2 separate regions of the Homo sapiens genome follow, and region 2 is linked to region 1. The links are chromatin loops, found by intact Hi-C in ENCODE. Cell type or tissue: MCF 10A. All regions are shown on one strand. Links, peaks and the distances in the headings refer to the core of each region. The heading gives the core; the rest is flanking DNA.

Evidence for each region. Peaks named below come from ENCODE experiments on the same cell type or tissue, not always from the same donor. Only the 100,000 strongest peaks of a DNase experiment are listed, where the experiment ranks them.
Region 2: a loop joins it to region 1, with 8 times the contacts of the local background. A loop is called at or near these places in 2 of 110 quality-filtered maps.

Annotation. Positions count from the first base shown.
Region 1 is chr5:147,554,903-147,563,244 of GRCh38, reverse strand. It overlaps JAKMIP2-AS1 (JAKMIP2 antisense RNA 1), which reads right to left and starts at 3,251. Exons shown (of 4, transcript NR_038902.1): 1 at 3,108-3,251. RefSeq lists enhancers at 1,523-2,452, 6,924-7,423. In MCF 10A, for the core only: CTCF peaks have their summits at 3,371 and 4,162 (motif pointing right); a DNase peak (open chromatin) is centred at 4,174.
Region 2 is chr5:147,365,502-147,373,843 of GRCh38, reverse strand. It overlaps STK32A (serine/threonine kinase 32A), which reads right to left. Exons shown (of 13, transcript NM_001112724.2): 9 at 3,074-3,190; 10 at 550-675. Among named protein-coding and RNA genes, the nearest start is that of STK32A, 130 kb to the right of the region's middle. In MCF 10A, for the core only: a CTCF peak has its summit at 3,887; no DNase peak of the experiment used is centred there.

The sequences.
Region 1 (8,342 bases), core at 92-8,091:
AGGAGTTTGAGTCCAGGCTGGGCAACATCAGGAGACCCCATCTCTACATAAAATAAAATAAAATAAATTAAGCAGGCATGAGGACATATACCTGTGATCTCAACTACTTGGGAGGCTGAGGTGGGAGGATCACTTGAGCCTAGGAGCTTGAGGCTGCAGTGAGCCATGATCATACCACTGCACTCCAGTCTGGGCAACAGAGTGAAACCCTGTCTCAAAAAAGAGAAAAAGAAAAAGAAAACTCGGAACTGCCCAGTAAACAATGGTCACCGAATATTGTTCCTGTAGATGGAGACTGGTTACTGAGGTCCACACTTCTCCAGGCAGGAGTGCTATTGTCCAACTAGCAAAGCCTATGTCTGCAGTGTTGCCAATTGAATTTCCTTTCATTCAATTCTCTGTGTAACCAAGAGGAGTTACCAGATGGTGGGAATAAACCTGCTCACTGATTGGAACCCTGCACCCCTGAGAAACAGTACTTCCTACATAGCAAGTGCTTGATAAGTGGAAGCTACTTTATAAATGCAAAGTATGACTCGGGGGGTGAGAAGCTTCGTTCCAAGATGGTAAGAACTTCTAACTATATATGGATTATTATCCAGATGACTGCAGAATATTGTCCTCACCATTCATGAAATGTCTTGTAATCTCCATCAATTTCACCCAGAACTTTATTTTCTTTAAACCCAAACTCCTTAATCTGGTTCAAAATTAACTCGTTATTTTCCAAAATATACCAACATGTCTTCTGGGCTAGCTTTCTCCCATTAGTCCATTTTCTTCTCACTCTTGCATTATACTCCCTGCTGTATAAGTGGACTCTACTTACAATTTATATCAGAAGCACAGCTTGGGTATTACAGTAAGACCCTGTTTCTACAAAAAATTCTTTTAAAAAATTAGCTGAGTATGGTGACACATGCCGGTAGTCCCAGCTACTCAGGAGGCTGAGGTGAGAGGATCACTTGGAACTGGGGGGTACAGGCTGAAGTGAGCCGAGACTATGCCACTGCACTCCAGCCTGGGTGACACAGCAAGATCCTGTCTCAAAACAAAAGTAACATCCAGGTACAGTGTGGTTCACGCCTGTAATCCCAGCACTTTGGGAAGCCAAGGTGGGCAGATCATTTGAGGTGAGAAGTTCGAGACCAGCCTGACCAACATGGTGAAACCCTGTCTCTACTAAAAATACAAAAAAAATTAGCCAGGTGTGTTGGCGCATGCCTGTAATCTCAGCCACTGGGGAGCCTGAAGCAGGAGAATCTCTTGAACCCTGGAGGTGGAGGTTGCAGTGAGCCGAGATCGCACCACTGCACTCCAGCGTGGGCAACAAAGCAAGACTCCGTCTTAAAAAATAAAAATAAATAAAGTATACTCAAATTATTCTAAAAAGTATTTGGGTAATCTCATATTAATTTAAATTAACACTAAACCATATGTCTCCAACACACACACACACACACACACACACACACACGCACGCATACACAATTATTACATAAAATCAGGAATCTGAGAGAAAGGTGACTAGATCACAACAAAGAAACTCTCCATCCTCTCCCCTACTCTATTGCTGTGGGTATGCAGAGAAGGATTTGCTGCCCTTACCCTAAGAAGCTGGAGACTATGTTAGGCTCCATGGGAATAAACAAGGAAATTGCAACAAAGTGAATTACATACAACTACCAAAAAATCTCAGTAAAGGAAAGCATTTGCTCATTAAATATCTGGACATGTAAATCTCAGAAATTTTATCTTGGCCTGATGTGGGCAATAAATTAAACTATATTAGTTCACTTTCTTTCTTTCTTTCTTTCTTTCTTTCTTTCTTTCTTTCTTTCTTTCTTTCTTTCTTTCTTTCTTTCTTTTTTTTTTTTTTGCCTAGTTACAACTCTCTACCCCCAAGCTGAGCCCACCCAGGGTGATTCTTCAAGAGAATATAATTGGGGAATTTTGGTCTCAGTGTGAGGCCTTCAGAACTTAATCACAGGAGTCCAGAATCAAACAGCCCTTAAAAAGCAGTTCTTTCAGTTTTTATACAAAGAACTTCCTGGAACACAAGGAAGCATCATACTGGCTCAGCCCAGCATCTACTCCCCCTCACAGAACTAGACTGACTATCCTTGTCTCAGGTGGCTCCTCAGGCAGTGGGCGAGTCCTTTCTATCAGTCCTTTCTCTCATGGTTCCCTCTGTTCCTACCTTTGAAAGAGAAGCCAAGCTGAGTGATTAAGAGTCTGCCCTTGTAAGAAAAGGAGTTGGGAATTACAAGATGATGTAGCTGGCAACTTCCCTAGCTGAAAAGAGAAACACGCAAGTCTAATTTTTATGCTCTTCTGCTTTTGAATCACAGTTTTTTAAAAAATCAAATAATAATAATATGTCAAGGAAAAAGCAAGGTCCCACCAGACTCCTGGAAAGGAGCCTTTGTGTTGAGTAGGGAAATGTATGTGAACACATGAATTAGAGAAGCCAAGAATTTAGAAAGGGAAGGAATGTGGAGGGATCCAGAGGGGAATACTGTGTCTAGGAGGGAAAAGAAGTTGAAACCAGCAAGATGGGGAGGCAATGGAAAGGAGGATTGGGAGAGAGAGAGACAGTGTGTGTCTGGCGCTTAGACAGAAAAAAAAAATAGAAAAAGAACAGAAATAAGAAAAGTAGATTTCTCGAAGTTTGGACATATATTTGAGATGTTCATGTATTTGTAAAAGAAACGAATCAGCCTTCAAGCTGCTGTAGGGTGGGCAGAGACAGCTAGGGGATCCCGTCCATTAGGGTTATAGTTCTTTTTTTATTTAATGCTTTGAAAAGGCAAAATAGATCAATTTACCTGTCTAAATTCAGTACCTTGGACTTCTTTAGCAAATAAGCTATTTAGTGAGCTTTCTTTCCTGTTCTGATGGCAGATTTTTTCTTCTGCTGGAGTGACAGGGGAGAATAGGGGATATGAGATAGAATTATTCTTTCCTCAACTAGTCTTTCTATCATGACTGGATTTCAGTTCAGCTATACTTTAATAAACCCATATTTTGAGCTTAGCATGTTCAGATGTTTATGATTTCTTTTTCTATATGTAAAAGAACAAAGATTAAGAGGTTTAGAAACTTACCCCAAGTTCCATGGCCAAAATGTGAAGACATGTTTTGATTCCTGGATGGGAGTTCTTTCCACCACAGCTGTCACCTGTGTATTTCTCAAAGTGTGGTCCGCAGATCAACAGCATCCACATCCTCAGAGAGCACAGTAGGAATACAGCATCCTAAGTCCTACCCCAGACCTCCTGAATCAGAATCTGCATGTTAAGCAGGCCCCCAGGTGGTTCATAAGCACGTTTTGGTTTGGGAAGCTGGCATTCCATCATACTGCCTTCTCCAGCTAGAGGGCATTCCTCTCTAGCCACAGCTTTATTCTGGCTATGAAATAGCTGAGAAAAGCTCTGTGTGAACTTGAAAAAAATCTATGCCATTAAGACACTATAGAGGATACAAAGCAAGCCAGAGAACAGAGGGTACAGAATAATTCTATTTTAAAATATATATTTTTGAGACGGGATCTCATTCTGTCACCCAGGCTGGAGTGCAGTGGCACAATCATGGCTCACTGCAGCCTCAACCTTCAAGGCTCAATCAATCCTCTTACCTCAGCCTCCCGGGTAGCTGGGACCACAGATGTGCACCACCATGCCCGGCTAATTTTTGTATTTTTTTAGAGACCAGGTTTTGCCATGTTGCCCGAGTTAGTCTCAAATTCCTAGACCCAAGTGATCCACCTGCCTCAGCTTCCCAAAGTGTTACAATAAATTATATATATAATAGGTATATATATCCATGCAGAAAATAAAGGCTAGAAAGATTTAGGAGAAAATGTTGTCTCTGGTGATGCGATGATAGGCAATCTTGTCTCCTTACTTTTTTTTTCATTGTTCTAGTTTTCTTTTAGAAACACCTGTTAATTTTGAAAAGTTAGGTTTTCTACAGTAATCTTTACTAAATTTGGCTTGCTAAGGGGTGAGAAAAGTAATGCATGAGAAATCTGGGAATTGGCATGAGTGATCCCAATAGAATGCCACTACTGAGGTTTTCTTGGATATTAATGGGCACATAGGGTTCACCGTGTTTATCAGCCTCCTGCACCTACTCTACTCATGTCCAGGGAGGGGTTCATTCTTCTGGCCCCCAGGGGGCAGTCCTCCATAAGTTTACAAAAGCCTACTCTTTTTCCCCCACAGTGTGAATAATCAGGCATCATATTGGCCACAACTCAGCTACACCAAGGTCTGAGAGATTCTGGGCACTTTAACAACAACAGCAAAATACTATAGACACCGAGAGATAATATTTTATAAACAGAGGCAAAATCCCCAAATAAACAGAAAAGAAACAGAACACAAACCACCCACATTGCTCAGCCATAGCACCAAAAGATTTCCATCTACAAGAACATTCTTGTGTTTGGGGAGGGAGGGCAAAGGTGGGAAGGATATACACAACAAAGACATTAGACACAAGGTTCAGATTGCTAAGGTCCGCTTCTATTAATACCTCCTACTATCTGTTAAACCTTGGGCAAGTCACTTAACTGTTCTGCTCCTCTATTTCATCCATTGTCACTTTCTCAATCTGCAGCCTTGAAGATTTTCTGAGTGCTTTAAAAACTGTGAAGTGTGCAAAGATAAGCTTCTTTGCTGTGCTGGTTGCTCAACATTTTCCCTCTGGATCCATTCTAACCCCTTCTCTGAGTTAGTCTGTGCCTTGAGATGCTGATGTTTTTGGATTGTGTCATACAGGCTCTCTGGCCCATTGGCATCTGTTGGGAAGTAACAATTAAGAGATTAGAGAACAGGAGAAGACAGAGGTAGACACTTCCTTGCCAGATACCTATGTTATCTTAAAGAAGCCCCAGAAGAATAGCACTACCAACTTATTACGCAACGCTGACGGCTAAAAGGCATGCTTGAGATTTTACAGTTGTTTTGTGCTAATTATTAAATGTCAGGTTTTCTTATTCACCTTGTTGCCAAACACTGAATAAACCTCAGAATGTTAGAATAGGGTGCAATTTGGGGTATTAGCTTAGTAGTTTCCAAACTACAGTGACAGTCATCTGGTATCCAAAGAACGGTGGAACAGAACACCAAGTGTGTGTGCTTGTCTGCGGCATTGCCTGCAGGTGGAATAAATCATGTGTCACATACAGAAACTCCCTATTATTTTCCAAGTATATGTAAATGGACTTACAACAAAATGCAAGGTCTTAGAAAGGCACGACAGAATTCATGGGGGCTTGTAACTCATTGCATAATTTTTCAATAAGCAGTAATTAAAAGGGCCGTTTTTTAATCTACAAATTTTGGAAACAACTAGGTTCACTTCTAATGAAATCAAACTTTTTATTGTTTTTGTTCATCATTTCAGGTAAATTATTTTCCCTTCCTTTGATTCATTCAACAAAAACTAAGTGAGATCCTCATATATGTTTAGCATTGAGCTAAACATTTGTATTTCTTCCAAAAGTGAAAAAAAAAAATCAACTCATGGACCTTATGTTCTAATGACAAAGGAGTTCATCATACAAATTATTACACAAATATTTGCTTAAATTAAATTTGTGACAAATGCTACGAATCGAAGTTATAGGCTGAGAATGTAGATATACTAGGGGACATAGCCCATTCTAAAGTGTTAGTCAATAAGAAAGAGATACAATATTGAAGTTGAGACTTAATAATACCACTGAAGGAAGCCACTTTGCCATAATTTGTTCTTCACTAAGCCAGTGGACACCACCCAGGACTTCAACAAGTGTCTCCTGCAGCTGGTGTTATGCAAACTGCTCAGTAACTTCCCAATGTCTTGCTCTTGAACTTAGGCAAGAAAGAACTCTAAAATGAGCATCTTAAAATTGTCAATATATTCCTTTCAACTCTTGTTAAAACTGGGCATTTTGCTTCTTGCCATGCATGTATTTTTCAAGATGCTAATCTTAAGGCCCTTCATGGGCTGTGCATGGTGGCTCACGCCTGTAATCCCAGCACTTTGGGAGGCTGAGGGGAGCAGATCACCTGAGGTCGGGAATTTGAGACCAGTCTGACCAACATGGAGAAACTCTGTCTCTACTAAAAATACAAAAGCCGGTCATGGTGGCACTCGCCTGTAATCCCAGCTACTTGGGAGGCTGAGGCAGGAGAATTGCTTGAACCTGGGAGGCAGAGGTTGCAGTGAGCCGAGATCGTGCCATTGCACTCCAGTCTGGGCAAAAAAAAAAAAAAAAGTCCCTTCGTGCTAGATTGTAACAGAGGATGGTGAAGTAGAAGTTTCATTATGATGAGTAGTATTTTTCCTTACTATTGGAAAATTAACCCAGAGTGGATGAAATGTGAATGTATTTGCTTAGTTTATCTTTAAAAATACTCTGGACTATATTTGAATAAATTTATTAGTCTTTGATTCTTAGAATGTTTTTTCAGATTTTAAGTGTGTATATATATACATATATATAGTGTTGTGTTTATATATACGTGTGTATATATATACACATATATAGTGTTGTGTATATATATACAAGTGTATATATATGTATGTGTGTGTGTGTGTGTGTGTGTGTATATATATATATATATATAGAGAGAGAGAGAGAGAGAGAGAGTTGATTCAGAACCCAGTTTTAGCATGTGCTGTGGATAAGGTGATTTTAAGAGGTCAGATTGGGGGAAGGGAGCTCTTATTTTCTAAAATTATGGTTGTCAAGGCTACAAAGTTGAATTAAACTTACTTTGCAAAATCCTTGAAATCTTCTAATGTTTGAGGAAAAGAAAACTTTATGCATATCATATAAAGTAAATCAATATCAGCAAGGACCTTGGCAATACCCTAATGAGCCCTAAGTGAATGTAATCATGGAAACAGTAGAGAAGTGGTAAAATAAGACTCAGCCATTGCAAAATCCCTTGGCAATTGTTGAGTGAGGGCTGTACATAAAGCAAAGCCCACACTGGAAAACTGAGGGAGGGTTGCTTAATTCCTAAAGAGAATGGTTCTCTGCTACCTGCCATGCTGGGAATAATTTTAGAGAGATATTTGGCCAAAGATATTAAGGACTAATGGTGGTTTAATTGGTTTTTTTTGTTTTTTGTTTTTTTCTTTTTGTTTTTTGTTTTGAGACGGAGTCTTGCTCTGTCACTCAGGCTGGAGTGCAGTGGCACAATCTTGGCTCACTGCAACCTCTGCTTTCCAGGTTCAAAAGATTCTCTTGCCTCAGCCTCCCGAGTAGCTGGGATTAGGGGCGTGCACCACCACGCCCGGCTAATTTTTGTATTATTGGTAGAGACAGCGTTTCGCCATGTTGGCCAGGCTGGTCTCGAATTCCTGACCTCAGGTGATCCGCCCGCCTCGGCTTCCCAAAGTGCTGGGATTATAGGTGTGAGCCACCGTACCCGGCCTTTTTGTGTTTGTTTTTTTGTTTTGTTTTTTGTTTTTTTGTTTTTGAGATGGAGTCTCAATGCTGGAGGCGCGATCTCGGCACACTGCAACCTCCGCCTCCCGGTTCAAGCAGTTCTCCTGCCTCAGCCTCCTGAGTAGCTGGGATTACAGGCTTGCACCTCCACGCCTAGCTAATTTTTGTATTATTAGTAGAGACAGGGTTTCACCATGTTGGCCAAAATGGTCTCAAACTCCTGACCTCAGGTGATCCGCCCACCTGGGCCTCCCAAAGTGTTAGGATTACAGGCGTGAGCCACTGTGCCCGGTGGTTTATTTCTTATCTCACTCTTAGCCCCAAAGAACACACTATTCAGGCTCGGCTATTTCAGAATGTCAGTGGCTTCTCTTCTTGTTCCTCAAATCACACCACTCCTAATACCATAATAATCTGTCAATCTCCATGCCAGACAGTGAAACCTCAACTTCCTCATCTATAAGATTAGGATAATGCTAACTTTCACCAATTGCCAGAGGTTTTAAGCGAGGCAATGCATGTAACAGATTTAACCGCAATTACTTGTATGTAGCAAAGATTTTTAAATACTAGCCATCATTATTAGCACTCTTTTGTGGTAGTTAGGGAAGCGGCCATGTACTCATCACTATATTCTTAGCACCTATTACAGTGTCCAGCGCATAGAAGAGGTTCAAAATTTATGGAAAGAGTAAGGATATTATTAAAAATCGAGGATTCCAGGGCTTAGAATCCAGAATAATGAAAGATCTCTTTTTGTTTTTCACTCATCACATCAAAAAATCCAGTTAGACTCCACAATCTTACTCTGACACTGAGAAAAGTGAAAATTTCAATGGTTTTATCCTAAACAACAAACACAAATAATATGTTTCTCATTAGGGAAAAAAAT
Region 2 (8,342 bases), core at 216-8,215, 190 kb after region 1:
CAGTAGACCACAGAAGTCCATTGGTTTGGCTATCCATCCAATGGGAATTATATGTCTTTGGTTATCAGTCCTTACAAATATAAATCCCTGAGACAGAACAAACAAAGGATGAGGGGCAAATGCTAAAATAAATTCCTCACCCCAACTCCAACAATTTTCAATTCTTTGACTCAGATCTCTAGGGACACAAACTTCTGCATCTTTAGAATCAAAGAAAACTTAAAAAAAACCCCAGCAGATTCATGAGAATGACTATTTGGGGAACTAGGACTTCCTTTCAATAAAAACAGACCATAAAAAGTGGTTAAAAGCTAGAACTTCAGTCGCAAATACACCTGGATTAGAATCCCAGCTTGACTACTTGCTAGCTTTGTGACCTTTGGTGACAAACTTACCCTGTGCATGTCTCAATTCTCTCATCTGTAAAATGGGAATTGGGGCTCTCTTAACAACACTGGTGTGATTATCTAATGAGACAATGTGTGAATCTGGCACACCGGGTAATGCGCACTGAATGGGAGTTATTTGGCTTTGTTAGGATTGACTCACATTAGGAATGAAACCTGGAATGAGCCTCTTCTGAAAAACTGCATCCCAGTTTATATCATTCATATACGGGAAGTTCTGGACATCAGATAACTGAGAAAATCGTTGGTCTGGATTAGGTTCGAGTAGCTGCCAATAAAATGCAAACATCAAGGCCATAAGAAAGGATAGAAGGACAAAAAAAAATCATACAAATTCCCTCTAAATGCTTTCAACTGTAGGACTGAAGGAAAATAGACAGTGTCCCCTATCCCTAATCCCATAAACAATGTAGATCATACATTATTAGAATGAACAGTATGTAGGATTCTGCAATGTGATGAGTAAAAATGGCTTGTCCTACTAAGTCAAATATATCTTTGATTCTTGACTCCTCTACTTACTAAGGGCAAATTTGTTCTCTAAATCTTAGTTTACCCATGTGTTTAAAAAAAGTGGTAATAATGTATTTCATACGATTGTAATCAGGATTAGTGGGAGGCTATTTATACAAAGTACCTAGTAGAAAACCTATGGTGACAAATGTTGATACATTTCACAAGTAGAACTCATTTCCTACTAAGAATTGTAGCTGTTTTTACAACTAATTAAAATACATTGGGGGCGGCATAGATAAGGTGTAACTAAAGTAACTGTTATAGTTCTAGATTTTACTAATTGAGATAAAAGATTTTTGCCCCCTTAACCATTCCTGAGCCAACATCACAGCAATTGTGTGGCTCAAATAGGCATTGTCAGTCCCACTTGAGAATGCTTCTGAAGATGACAACCATGCAACCTCAGGGTGTAATTTGTGGAGTGAAGCAGGGCTGTCTTGGAACTAAGCAGAATTTGCTTATGAAAAATGATCCCCCATTCTATGTCTTTGACATTACTGATGCAATGTCCCTATTCCAAAATAAGGAACTTGACTCCAAAAACAAGAGACACAAATGATGACTCCTTAGCCACTAAAGCTATTTTCCATTACCAGCCACAACTGGTGCAATTTTCTCCTCAAAAAAAAAAAAAAAAAAAAAAAAAAAAAAGGCCAAGCCCATTCCTCTTGGGCCCCTCATTCTTGTTTTGTATCATCACTCAATATACACTTTTGACCTCCCGCTATAACTGTTCTTCATCTGTTTGATGAAGATGGGTACCTTGAAAATCTGATGAAAGCTGTGGACCTCATTTATTTGAATACTTGTCAAATTTCACTTCTCAGGCTTTGTGTTAGATGCTGAGAATACAATGGTAACACATGTCAGACATGGTCCCTACCCTCATGAAGCTAAGAAGAAAATGGTACGTAACCAAGGATCACACAAATGCTGGGTATAATTTTAAACTGAAAAATGCTATGAAGGAAAGATAGTGTTATGTGAACTTACACCAAGAAGGTGATATTTGAGCTAAGAGCTAAAGTTGTGCTTCCCAAACTATGTAGAAGGGTCAGTTATTTTTGTTTGTTTTTGTCTGTTTCAATTTCCAATCCACTGAAATCAGTATGTGGTCTTATTATGCATTGCCAGTATGCAGCACCCCACATAGACACCTTGTGACTTGAGTTCAACAACCGTCAAACAAGCTTGGACCCTCTTCAATAAGATAAGTCCATTGATCATGTGTTTAGATGCTACAGCAGTGTCCAATTGCTATAAAAGTTTCTAAATGCTTCTCTCAAGTTCTTTACTTACAATAGACCTGCAGAAAAAATTCATGGACTAGAACCAGTGAACCACATTGAGTAGTACTGCTCTCAAGGAGGAACTGGAGGAACTAGGATTGGAGGCACTGTTCCAGGAATAGGTACTGGCATGTGCAAAGGTCCTGTGGTGAGAGGAAGACTGGTATGTAAAAGTGAAGAAGGAGAAAAGAAAGAAAAGAAGAAGAAAAAGGCCAAAGCAGTTTATGTGTAGTCAAAGGGGGGACAAAAGTCCAAAAGTCCAAAACAAGGCTTGAGAGGTATTTTGAACTTTTGTACCACAAAATTATTTTAATCTTTATTCTAAGAATAAGGAAAATATCCTGGACTGTCCTTTAACAGACCACTGTGGGGCTGCATGGGGAATAGAATGGAGTGGTAAAAGTGTATGTGGACAAACCCGTTATAAGGCTAGACTGATGGCAGTTGGATCAGGGAAATAGTAGTGAGGACAGAGAGAAGTGAAATATTTTAATACTTAAAATATAAAATTTCAGAACCTGGTGATGAATTGAATACGCAGATGACAAATGAGTCCTGGTTGCTGGCTGGCGTAAGTGGATTTGGATAGAGAAGCCAGTCACTGAGAGAATTTCCTGAGAAGATATTCAGGAAAGACAAAGATAAAGAAGTCCTTTGAGTTTAAGATGGCTTTGGGACATCCAAGGGGAATCTGAGTTGAGTTAATGAAGCCATGTATTTGAAAGCTAACAGCTAGAAAATACACTCTACAAATGTATACTATCATGACTGTCCCCAATATTGTATACTAACTTCTAAACTTAAGCCAGAGAGCCTGCTTCCTTTTGTTACTTCGTTTGGACATGCAGTCTTCCTTCTTACCTTTTTAAGAAGTGACACCATTTCCTGTGACCAGGCAGAAGGGTAAGTTACAACAGTCGTCTCAAACGTGTGTACAATTTCCTTGCTGGAAGTACTGGAGCGAATATGATACGGTCTCTTAAGGGAGAAAAGAAGTAAAAGTCTTCATTTGTATAGGACAAAAGAAAAAAAAAATTTCCAAATGTTTCCAAGCTAAACTTTCAACCGATAAAATATCTATATCAATTTCTAACCCTGTCCAGCTGACTCTTGCGTTGCCATATGTGTAGGTGGTCCTGTGTTGCCAGACCCCCTACTTTTTCTTAAAGAGACACTAGGAATTTATGGTCGCTTCTAAAATACCATAAATTTTAAAGTTGAACACTCCACTGAGCCAAACAAAACATTCAAGTGGACTGAATCAGCCTCTGAGATGCTGATTTGAAATTGTTTTATAAGGTATTATATAAGTATTAACACGAAATACTGGACAAGTCCTCAATAAATGGAAGTCTAAAAAATTATTATGTAAGGGTTGATTGCAAGTAAATCCAGAATTTTACCATACCATCCCTTTCACTGCAACATAATGAGGAAGCTCAGGACAGAAAACTGCTCAGAAAACATCAACTCCAGTCCCACAAATGCTATGAGTCCCTGGTTCCACAGAGTATGGCAGGGTGGAGAATTTTGTGATGAGGCAGAAGCTTTTAAAAAAAATTTTGGGGGAAGAACCAGGTTCTTCTACAGTTTTAATTTTGAAGAAAAGTAATTTAAAAAGAAAAGAAATTAAACAAAAGAAAACTGTGGATTAGCTGTAGTTTTCACAGCTTTACACTAGAGGACAGCCTTTATCTATATTATTTTGTAGGGGACTCACCAACACTGAAATTTCATGTCTCTTATGTGAACTGTAAGATACTCACAGCCAGAGATTATATCATTCTTGTTCATGAGACCAAGCATTCAGTAGGTGCACAATACATGTTTATTTAATGAACAAAATTTCCATATTCGATTAACTAGCCACAGCACAGTTAATATGGATATACACATTGATCACATGCCTGGCCCTTTTAAGATATTTAATAAATGACTGTTGATGGATGACCTAAATTGGGGGAAATGAAAGGGTTTAAGTTTTTCCCTGTAGTAAATCAGTGTTAAGAGGTAATATAAAATAATCATGTGTTTGAGGTTAAAAGGATTTGGTGCTAAACTTCTCCACTCAATTTCTGAGCTTGTTACTTCATCTGTAAAATGAGCTACCTCATGAGATTGCTGGAAAAATTAAAGGAGATAATATGTGTAAATTTCTCAACAGAGTGAGTGGCTAATAGTATTAGACACAATATAAGAGAGAGATTTTTATCATTATTGACACAAAGGTAAAAATGGGCATATGTAAATGTGAATGAATAGTGAACAGCAAAATGAGTCCTCAAGAAAAGTGATGGGAAGAAAAGCTTAATTTTACACATGGCAAGTCAATGTCAGCTATTCATGGAACCATGAAGTGCCAGGAGGTGGCCCTTGAAAGGGAGATTAATTCAAACATTTTTGCTTTTTAAGTAAGATCTAAAAACAACTGCCATATTTACCCCCTCAACACTAAATAAAGGACCATAGCTATATCATATGTCTTGGTAATTATATAGTAGAAATAACTCATTAACTCAATATCAGTAAAGGAGTGCTAGATGCTTTATCACCATTATCAATGTTTATTGGTAATTTAGTAGCCAAAGGGTTAGGTTACTCCATATGATTCAGACCATGTTTATCATTAAGAATCAGATTAGGCTTAGTATACTCAAGCTTCTAGGCTTATATGTGTATGCACATGTGTTTTTACTTTTTTCTGTGTTTCTTCTTGATTTTAATTCATTGCTGCTTCTCAACCTACTGTTTCTGGGCCACCTAGAAAATAAAATGATTTTATAAACAAATGAATTAACTGATGAATGCCACAAGCAGCTGGTTTAAGTGTGTACATTTTTCTCTAGTTACTTTACAAGGCCATATGACTGAATTTAATTTTTAAAATCTCCATGACCTGTTGGTTTATTAAAAAATAATCACATTGTCTTTATCTTATTTTTTAATTTACTTTTACAGTTCTAAATTTTAAAATTAATTTGAATTAATCAACTACCAGAATTGTATATTTATTTATTTACCAATTATTTATTGAATGCCTACCATGTTCCAGCACCTTTCTTAGGCATTGAGGGTACAATGAAGAACAAGACACATATGGTTTCTATGTTGGTGGGGCCTACAGTCTACTTAAGGAAGCATGTAAATTTATTATATAGACTGTATACACACACACACACACACTTAAATAAATGGGATACATGCTATAGAGAAAAATTACAGTATGCAGTCACAGTATATATCATAAAAGCCTAAGGCAGCATCTAAACTAACAGTGAGCATATAGAGAATAAACAAAGTGGAAAAGGTGAAATGTTATAAGGGAACAAATGATGTGTTGTGAATATGGTTGTATTTCAGAAGTGCAAAGGCAAAAGAATTGCAGCTAAGCATGTACAATGAGTACAAAACTATGTACACATCTATCCTAAGTTAACACTTTTGGATAATATGAAACTATAAAAGATGTGGACCTTTGCCTTTGCAATGGCAATGAGATAGTAGGGAGTTAGAGAGATGACAAAGCAGATTAATAGTTAAGGGACACATTCATTAAGACTGAAACCAAACTCAGAAATGATGAGAATGTTTTCGAGCACATTTTCTCATTAAGACATATACTTTTCTGTAAATAAAAATTTGTACGTATGGAGGAAATTGTTTAGCACACTTCCTCTGTGCTTGAGTTGTATTGATGCTTGTAATTAAATGTTACTTCCTTTTCTTCAGATAAGCTACATTTTGAAACGTAATTGCAGGTAGCATAGTTGGTCATTTTTTCCTAGAAGGTGTCTAAGTGATTTGTTTCTCCATTCATTCAATAACTGTCAGGCCTCTGAGCCCAAGCTAAGCCATCATATCCCCTGTGACCTGCACATACACATCCAGATGGCTGGTTCCTGCCTTAACTGATGATATTCCACCACAAAAGAAGTGAAAATGGCCGGTTCCTGCCTTAACTGATGACACTACCTTGTGAAATTCCTTCTCCTGGCTCATCCTGGCTCAAAACGTCCCCCGCTGAGCACCTTGTGATCCTCACCCCTGCCCACCAGAGAACAACCCCCCTTTTTCCTTTACCTACCCAAATCTTATAAAACGGCCCCACTCCTATCTCCCTTCGCTGATTCTCTTTTCGGACTCAGCCCACCTGAAACCCAGGTGAAATAGCCTTGTTGCTCACACAAAGCCTGTTTGGTGGTCTCTTCACATGGATGTGAGTGAAAATAACCATGTATTATATACCTATTTAAAGTTAAATATTGTGACCAGGTGCGGCGGCTCACACCTGTAATCCCACCACTTTGCAGGGCCAAGGCAGGTGGATTGCTTGAGCCCAGGAGTTCAAGACTAGCCTGGGCAACATGGTAAGACCCCAACTCTACAAAAAATACAAAAAATTTCCAGGCATGGTGGCATATGCCTGTAGTCCCAGCTACTTGGGAGGCTCAGGCGGGAGGGTTGATTGGACAGAGGAGGGGGTGGTTGCAGTGAGCCGAGATTGGGCCATTGCACTCCAGCCTGGGGGACAGAGCAAGACTCTCCTGAGGAAAAAAAAAACAGTTAAATACTGTGAATAATACTAACCTATATAAGATACATACTTTACCTTTAATGAATTAACAACCTAATAATATACAAGAGATAAAAAATAAAAATTGATATGCCTATAGATTTAATCCTTAAAAAGAAAATAGATTTAGGTGTTCTGATCTAGAAAGCTGTACATTTTATCTTATGAAATGAAAAAAAAAAAGGCTCAACAAGGTAAAACATACTTCTATTTTTGCTAAAACAACACATCTATCTATATCTATCTATCTGAAGATAGAGTATCCTTATGAGAACAGAAACAAGTTGGAAGTGAATGCAACAAACTGCTAAGATGGGGTTTAAAAGTCAAAGGGAGTTTAATTTCTTAATTGGAAATGTTCTTTGCCTTAGAGACTACAGCTGATTTTTGCTTTCATTTTCGTGGTTTTCTATATTTTCTAATAAGCTTAGATTCCAAAGATTCACAGGATACATAAAGTAAATAAATGTTTGGAAGAGATTCGGATCACTTTAGATAGGGAGGTCAGAGAATGTTTCTTTAGAGAAAGTGCTATTTTGTCATAGGTGATAAAGTATGAATAGAATTTGAATATAAAGAGATCTAGAAAAACCTCCCCAACACGAACTGGAATAGTTTAATAGTGTGTCCTTTCTTAGAAATGACCAAAATACTTGGCTATAAAGATTTTGAAAAGCCCTGCAATGAAGATATATCCTTTATTAAAACTTCATTTAGTGATTTCAAATCTTACGCAGAGTGATTTTTAAAGAAGACCAAGGTTTGCCTTGGAAACTCTCTTTATAGGCGAAGGAACAAGAGGTTAAAAAACCCAAGAGATGCTTTGAGAAGAGGAAGAAGTTCTAAGAGGCCAAAATGAGTTCATGAAGGGTCAGAAATACACAAATGGAAGCAAAATCTGAAACGTTGACCTAATTCCGAAGAATGCCAAGCTAAGACATCTGAAGTTTGTTGTGGGGAGTGGGCGGGGGTGCAGATAAGGCTTGTGAAGGGTGTGTATGTGTATGTGTGTGTGTGTGTGTGTGTAGCACTGGGGAGCAACAGTAGTTTCTTTTTCTTAACAAAAAAGGTCATATCTGTGCTTTAGAAAAATGAATTTGTCAAAGTTGACATATCAAATCACAGGGAACTAGCATAGAGGTAAAATAATATGGGAAGAAGAGAAACAATTTTCTTAGCAAAATTCTTTCCAGGCAGGCGAGAATACCTCTTTTAGATAGGTGATAGTTAAATACAATCCTAGGCATGTTTGAAGAATAACAGATAGTCGTTTGTCTGTTTCAACTCGCTCCTCTGCTTCTGTTTTGCTAGGTGTGTCATAAAAGATGAGGGCAGAGCACAATTGCTCTGAACCCCAGAAGCAGCTAGCAAGGGTCTAACACAGAAGCACAGCCACAGAAGGTGAGTAAATTGGCTGGGGAGAAAAAAATTAAGGGTGAAGTGGGAAAGAGCAGATATGTTTCTACTTTTAAGTAAGTGTATGTTTCTCTTCTCTGTTTTCCTATATAATCATGAGTAGCGTATCTACTTGTTCACTGGATTTATTTAGAAACTTGA